2 separate regions of the Mus musculus genome follow, and region 1 is linked to region 2. A link is a contact called in ENCODE Hi-C or POLR2A ChIA-PET data. All regions are on one chromosome and are shown on one strand. The core of a region is the stretch at or near the end of the contact, and the rest is flanking DNA. Distances in the headings are between cores, read along the strand shown. Region 1 holds the start of Dazap2 (DAZ associated protein 2). Region 2 holds the start of Mettl7a1 (methyltransferase like 7A1).

Evidence for each region. Hi-C counts contacts between places; a loop is a spot of excess contacts on that map. ChIA-PET counts read pairs that join two places held with the same protein, here RNA polymerase II (POLR2A).
Region 1: a loop to region 2 is called in a map of left cerebral cortex, with 3 times the contacts of the local background. The contact joins the promoter of Dazap2 here to the promoter of Mettl7a1 in region 2. A Hi-C loop is called at or near these places in 1 of 37 maps with a recorded cell type or tissue (left cerebral cortex). POLR2A ChIA-PET finds 5 or more read pairs at or near these places in 1 of 5 experiments (embryonic stem cell).

Annotation. Positions count from the first base shown.
Region 1 is chr15:100,614,331-100,618,045 of GRCm38, reverse strand. It overlaps Dazap2 (DAZ associated protein 2), which reads right to left and starts at 2,384. Exons shown (of 4, transcript NM_011873.2): 1 at 2,322-2,384; 2 at 1,015-1,133; 3 at 1-121. The coding sequence starts at 2,334. C330013E15Rik (RIKEN cDNA C330013E15 gene) reads left to right here and starts at 2,936. Exons shown (of 2, transcript NR_045701.1): 1 at 2,936-3,262; 2 at 3,356-3,715.
Region 2 is chr15:100,302,787-100,306,130 of GRCm38, reverse strand. It overlaps Mettl7a1 (methyltransferase like 7A1), which reads right to left and starts at 1,314. Exons shown (of 2, transcript NM_027334.3): 1 at 787-1,314. The coding sequence starts at 1,284.

The DNA.
Region 1 (3,715 bases), core at 1,135-3,634, 310 kb before region 2:
AGCCTAGAGGCCCAACAGCCACAGACTGGGCCATAGGCAGATACAATGAGGCGCCAGGAAATGCAGCTGACATGGTGGGGACTGTGGCAGCCCCTGGATGAACAAAGCTTGGACGATAGAGCTGAAAGAAGCAGAAGAGAAAGCAAAACATTATTTTTGTGACATTCCTATTTGGAATCTCTTTAAGTATTATTGAGACCATCTCCTGTAGCTCAGGCTAGCCTTCAAGTATGTAGGAGTGGATGACCTTGAACTCCTGACTCTCCTGCTTTACCTCTTGACTATGGAATTAGAAGCCTGTGCCACCAAACCCAGTTCACATTGTGCTAGGGACCAAATCTAGGGCTTGGTGCATGCTAAGCAAGCATTCTACCAAATCAGGTACATCCCCAGCCCCTTGTTTGGTTTTGGAAATGGGGTTTGGTTATACTGGCAGCCTTGAACTCAGCTTCCTCCTGACTCAGCCTCTCAATGCTGAGACTACTCGCCTGTACCACCACGCATGGCTCATGAGTCCATTCTTAGTTGTTTTTTTTTTTTTTTTTTTTTTTAAGATTTATTTATTATATGTAAGTACACTGTAGCTGTCTTCAGGCACACCAGAAGAGGGTGTCAGATCTCATTACCAGTGGTTGTGAGCCACCATGTGGTTGCTGGGATTTGAACTCAGGACCTCTGGAAAAGCAGTGCTCTTAACCATTGAGCCATCTCTCTAGCCCCTTGTTCCTAGTTCTTGTGTTTGCAGATTACACACTGGTTATAGTCACTGGCACACAGTATTCTGAGTCATTTGCGTCCACAGCTACTATTGTGCTCAAGGGACCCAAACTCAGCTTAAGTCAGCATGTGTCAAATAGCATAATCAGATACTGCATTCAATTCCAATGGTAATTTTCACCTTAAGTTCTAGATGATTCACAGAGCATCCTTCTGCTTGTGAAGTCAGATTTGAAGACTTAACAAGGGGATCCAAGAGTGTTCTCAACTAGCTACAAGTCTAGGAAACTGCAGTACCTCTGAATATGCAGGTGGAGCATCAGTATAGGGTGGAGCCTGAGGAAGATGTAAGGTCTGAGGATATACTGGATTCCCAGGAGGTTGCACAGGGTAGGTAGGCTGTGTTGGATATTGACCTGGAATACAAAAGGGGAGGAGAGATGTTGTCTGTCAGATTAGGAGGGGAGGTGGCAAACAGGAAAGATGCTCAGTGTGTGAGACAAAGTGCTGCTCTTCCTGAGGACCCCAGTTCTATTCCCAGCACCCACATATGACACAACCTCCTTTCAACGCTACCTTCTGCCTTGGTGGGCACCTACACTCACACTCACAGACACTTACACAGGCAGAGGCAGGCACACTTTGAATAAAAACAAGTTTGTAAGCAGAGCTACTAGACGGGCCAGGGTGCACAGGGTGGGGAGCAAGCAGAAGAGCTGCAAATAAGGCTGCCTTATTTCTTAGAGCCAGGAAAATAAGGATGGTCTCGGCACCCTCGCGCCCGAAGGTGCTGGCTTCTGACTGGGCAGAAGGCGCCGTTCCCACTAGCATACTGATTGATGGAGGCTAACTTGGCCATGTTCCCTTTCGAATAGAGGGCAGGTCTGAGGACCCGTTCCGGGGTCTCCGGACTGCTGGTGTCTTAGGGGACTCCTCTGGGTGATCTCCCCCGGGCTGTGCTGTAACCAGTCCTGACTCTGTGGGACCCACGGTTCTCAGTGTTTACCTCACGGGTTCCTAGTCAAGGTCGACCTCCAAAGAGTGAGTGACTGGAAGTTAACCGTGAGAAGGGCGGCGGGTGGAGGGGTGGGGAACGCGACCATGTTCTCACAAACATTAGCAACGCACAGGGGCGGCTACGAGTCCGGGCCCCGAGGAGGAAGCGCCAGAAGTCCCCGGCGGGCGAGAACGGGTCCTCGAGGGCCTGGGCCGTGCAGCGGAGCCGGCACCTCAGCAGTTAAGCTCGGCCGAGGCCTGTTGTTCCGAGGCGCGGCGCCCCGCCTCCGCCCGCCCTCCATTGGCTTCCCCAAATCCCTGCTCTAGCTCGCCATTCGCTCCAGCCGCTGTCCGTCACGGAAAAGCCCCCCCACCCCACACACAGGAGCCCGCGGCTCCAAACTGCGCCACACGGTTTATGGGGTCGGGGCCCAGAGGGCCGAGCGGCTGCGTTGTGGGGGTGGAGGGGGGCGGCCACGTCAGGTGCGGCCGCGCTGTGCGGCCCGCTGAAGAGAGCCGCACAGACCGCCCCAGGCCCGACGTCCCCCAGCCCGCTCGACCCGAACCCGCCCGCTTCCCCGACGGCCCCCGCCACTTCCCGGCCTTGCCTTTGCTGTTCATGGTGGCTCTGAGTCCGCTCCCACTCGGCGTCGCGGACGGTTATTTTTCTCGTCCTCTTCCTGTTCGGAGTCACTTCCGTGTCACGTGACGTTCGTCCACTCTGCGTCAGGAGATGCCCGAGTGCGCCGCCGCCGGAAACCCCGCCCCCTCGCAGGCCGGCCAGTCGCGGCAAGGAGGGCGCTCGCGGCCCTGCTCTGCTCGGAAGCCCCGCCCTCCCCGCGCGCTCTGCCCTCACGGCGCGCGCCTCCTCTGGGCTCGGCCCCGCCCCTCCCTGCGCGGCTTCGCCCTCACCGCGCGCTTTGCCCTCACTAATTGCCCCGCCCTCCCTGCGAGGCCCCGCCCTCCTCGCTCTCCCCGCGTTCCTTGCTCTCTCTGCGCGGCCCCGCCCTCACCGCGGTCCTTGCTCTCACCGTGCGCCCCGCCCTTATCACGAGCCACTCCTTCCCGCGCGGCCCCGCCCTCACCGCACCGCTAGCCCCGCCTCCCTGAACGCTCCGCCTTCACCGCGGGCTCCTCCTTTCTGCGCGGCCCCGCCCTCCCTGCGCGACCCCTCCCTCACCGCGCGCTCCTCCTTTCTGCGCGGCCCCGCCCTAAAGAAAGCGGAGTCAGCTCATCTCAGGGCGACTTCCTCACTGTGAGTCGCCTCTGCTCACCAAATTCAGGTGTGAACACAGGCTGTCACGACTCCACAGTGCCTGCGAGACGCAGCCCAGACCTCAGACCTTAGCCTGTCCGCCGTTCTGGTCCTTCCAGGCCTCTTGTTGAGGGCCCAGCGCCTGGCTTCGTGCTCGGAGATGGACCGTGTCCCCGCGCCCCGCCCCCTGTCCTGAGATAGACCGTGCCCCAGCACAAGCTGAGGGGACGCAGCCAGCACCTGCACCCTGGCCTGGCACGTCCTACGGGGACCTGAAAACTCCCTACAGATGTTGTGAGTGGTTTAGCCCGCGCTCAGTTGTCCAGAAGAGTAGCGACGACGTCTCTTAGGACAGTGATCACATTTTTTCCCGTTTCCTCGTTCCAGAATATCTGCTGAGCAACCGAACGCGCTCTCATAGATGCACAGAGGAACCGACCGCCGCAGCTGTCTGCAGAAGTTCGTGTTGTGCGTGGTCAAGTAGATGGGCAGGCTTTGGAGGGAGAGGTCCTTGGTGAACGGACTCCTGATTCGTCCGACACCGAAGGCCTTGCTTGTGTGTCAGGTGTCTATTTAACAGTTTGCGTGGCGTCCTGTAAATGCAGTTTCGTCCAGTCGGCAAGCACAGCAGCCTGAGAGGCTGATCTAGTTCAGCCTGGGGACCTGCGCATGAGTGTCATGGGTTCACGCCGACACACATATAAAAATAAACATTCGAGAAGAAAAGAAAAACTGATCTAAAGGACA
Region 2 (3,344 bases), core at 65-2,564:
TCACATACATAAAACAAATAAATCTTAAGAGAGAGAGAGAGAGAAAGAGAGCACCCTTGGGTGGACGTGTTTTACATATGTGTAGCTATAGATGAATCTCTAATAGAGATAGTGCATTCACTTGATGTTTTGATGTTTCTCAATGAGGCTTCCAAGCCCCTTCCTGTATGAGGGGGTCCTTACCAGATACCCCCTCCCTGCCCCCAGCACTATAGACTGTGAGTCTCTGAGACTGTCCGAAGCAAACACGGCCTTACAGTCTGTCTCATGATTGTCTGCTTTAGTTTATACTCTGGTTCCTGCCCAGTTGCTCATCTTTTTCCCTGACCCATTTCAAAACACAGAACCAGTATCCTTAGTGACCTGTAAATTTTGCTTGTTTTATTTTGGAGACATGGTCTCTGTGCATCGCTGGCAACCGAGCCCTCGAGCTTCCAGAGATCCACCTGCCTCTGCTTCCCATTGCCTGCCGGGACTTGGAAGGTTTTTTTTTGTTTGTTTGAATGAGTGGGTGACCCCTCAGCTGTTTCTGGGAGCTTCTTTACCAAGTTTGACATCTAAACTCTCCACAGGCTCTTCCCCCTTTGGCAGTTTAGAACTTTCTAGATTCTGATTTGTCAGCCCTTACTCTCTTTTGCAAAATTCTTCTGGAGTCATTTGGTATTTTTGTTTTGTTTTGCTTTGTTGTTTGTTTGTTTGTTTGTTTTGGTTTAGAATCCACCCGAAACTGATAGGAGCACCCTCACTCCTAGCTGCAGCTAGCCAGTCCTCACTCCTGCCACTCACCGGCTTCAGCACTCGGCACACCTCACGCAGAATCTTCTCCTGGTTCTTCACCGAGCACAGCACCAGGGTGCAGACCACCACGTCCACAGAGCCATCGGTCACCTGGTGCATGTCCTCCCCGGCTGCCACCACGAAGCGCTCGAACTGCAGCTGCCGGTTCTCTGCGACGCTCTTGAACAAGAACTTCTCGAAGTTGGGGTTGGGGTCGATACAAGTGACCCTGCACCCGGGGGGATAGAACTTGAAGTTGGCTCCGGTGCCGCAGCCCACCTCCAGCAGAGTCAGCTTCCCCGAGGGGCCGGCGAACTCCTGCAGATTGCTGAAGAGCTCCCGCTTTTGGCTCGCCATCTGCTCATTGTACATCACGGAGAATCGCTTCAGGAAGTAGGGAAAGCACTTTTTGCATACCCAGCTCCACAAGCCTAGAAGGTTCAGCAGAAACATGGGAAGCGCCAGGGTACAGACCACCAGCCGCAGGGCCAGGACGGCAAGCGTCATCTTTGCGAGTAGAGGAGAAAGGGCTACTGCTTCCCCAGAAGTGTCTCCTGGGGAAGGAGAGCGCAGGCTCCTGGCCTCGCTCCAGAGCCAATCAGAGAGGAAGGAGGCGCCGGCTGAGCGGGGGGGGGGGGGGGGGGGGGGGGGGGGGAACCAAAATAGCAGAGCCGGGTAGGGCTCCGATTGCGGCCTGACTCCCACACCGTCCATCCCACCCCCACCCTAACCCCACCGGCCGGCTAGCAGTTGGCCGGCTCAGTGATCCAAGACTGCCACCTTCCCCCCCCACCCCCCATCCCTTTGGAAGGTTGCAGCCTGAACCCTGACCCTGGTCCTGCCTGGCTTTGTTTGGGTCTGGAGGCTGCAGCTAGTTTCCGGCCGCGGTTGGCTAGTGCACAGTGTGTACTTTCGCATCACCCACCCAAGCCTTTTTTAGGAAGAGGAGCAGGTCAGCGCACCAGGGAAGATGGCAGCCGAGACCCCTTTTCATCGCAGGCTTATTCTTCCCTTCTCCTCTTCCCACCACACACCGCCCCAAAACCTGTTTTTGTGTAAAGGAAGTGAAAGGAAACCCTGCCAAGACTCACCCAACAGTTTCTCAGTTCCCATTCTGAACTGAGCCTTTCATAAGTTAATTATTCATCTGAAGGATCTTTGCTGTGTCACTGTTTTGAGCTGTTTGACAGTTTAAAACGCAACTGCCAATCTTATGCTTGGTTATTATGTAACTCCGCCCATTTAAAGTAGAGGTGCTCAGGATAGTCCCCGTTTGGCTTCTGATGGGCTTTATAAAATAGCTTCAATCTCCAGTCTTTTTGGTTGGGGTTTTTTTCTGGGTCTTGCTCCTTAGCCCCAGCCGGCCTTGAATTCTCTTGATCCCTCTGCGACTTCTCAAGCAGCGCTGAGATGGCAGATCTCTGTCACAATGCCCAGCTGCACTGATTTCGGGAATTGTTTTTTGAGTCATAAATTCACAAAGAAGATAAATTACTTTTTAAATTGTTTGCTTCCATATTTCACATATGGTCTTACAGGTGGTAATCGAGTTAAGAACTGTCAACGTGATTCTATGATTCTACATAAGACTTGAGTGCTTTTGATGTGTGAATGACAGTGGGAACAGACATAACTAGAAGATTTAGGAAACTATTCAGAATCTTCAGCGAGTCAGATCAAGAAAGTCACTGCTGGTTTCCAGAGGAGATGGACCTGAGGCTAGCATAGCCATCTGATATTCATATCAGGTGTCGGCAGCATGCAGAGGGGAAAAACTCATATCCTGAAACAGGAGTGGTAGGCACTGGCTGAGCTGGGTTCTGTTTTAATTCTTGTATTTGGAGGTAGAATAGGTGATACTGAGGGGTTTACACAAGCCAGGGAAATACTCTGTCACTGATCCCTAATCCAAAAAGAGGTGTGTATGAAGGTTTTAATGTCTACTCATATTTAATATACCCTACACATATGCTAAAGTCTACTCATATTTTATATACCCTACACGTGTTACAAATACAACAGCCTGGCCTGGTGGCACACAGCTTAATCCCAGAACTGACAGAGGCAGGCAGATGTTATGAGTTCAAGGTTAGCCTAGCATGTACAGTGAGTTCCACAGTACTCCTCTCAGGACTATAGAAGAGAGAGACCTGTCAAAAAAAACCCAACCAACCAGGAACATTACACCAACTATTCCACATGTGTGTGTGCACACATGGGTGTACTGGAGTACATGCATATATGTGTAGAGGCAGAATGTTTTAATTTCTCCACCTTAATTTTTTCCCCCTCCACCCCCCCAAACTTTTGCTCCGGCCCCACTCACTCTGGCCCATAGGGTTTTTGTTGTTGTTGTTTTGGTTGTTTTGTTTTGTTTGTTTCTCATTAAGCATGGTTGTGAGCCATCATGTGGTTGCTGGGATTTGAATTCATGACCTCTGGAAGAGCAGTCAGTGCTCTTAACCACTGAGCCATCTCACCAGCCCTCATTTTTTTTTTTTAATAAAAATGTATTTACTTAGACTCGTTCAGAATATTAACAAAACAGTTGCATGTTTTAAAAAAAA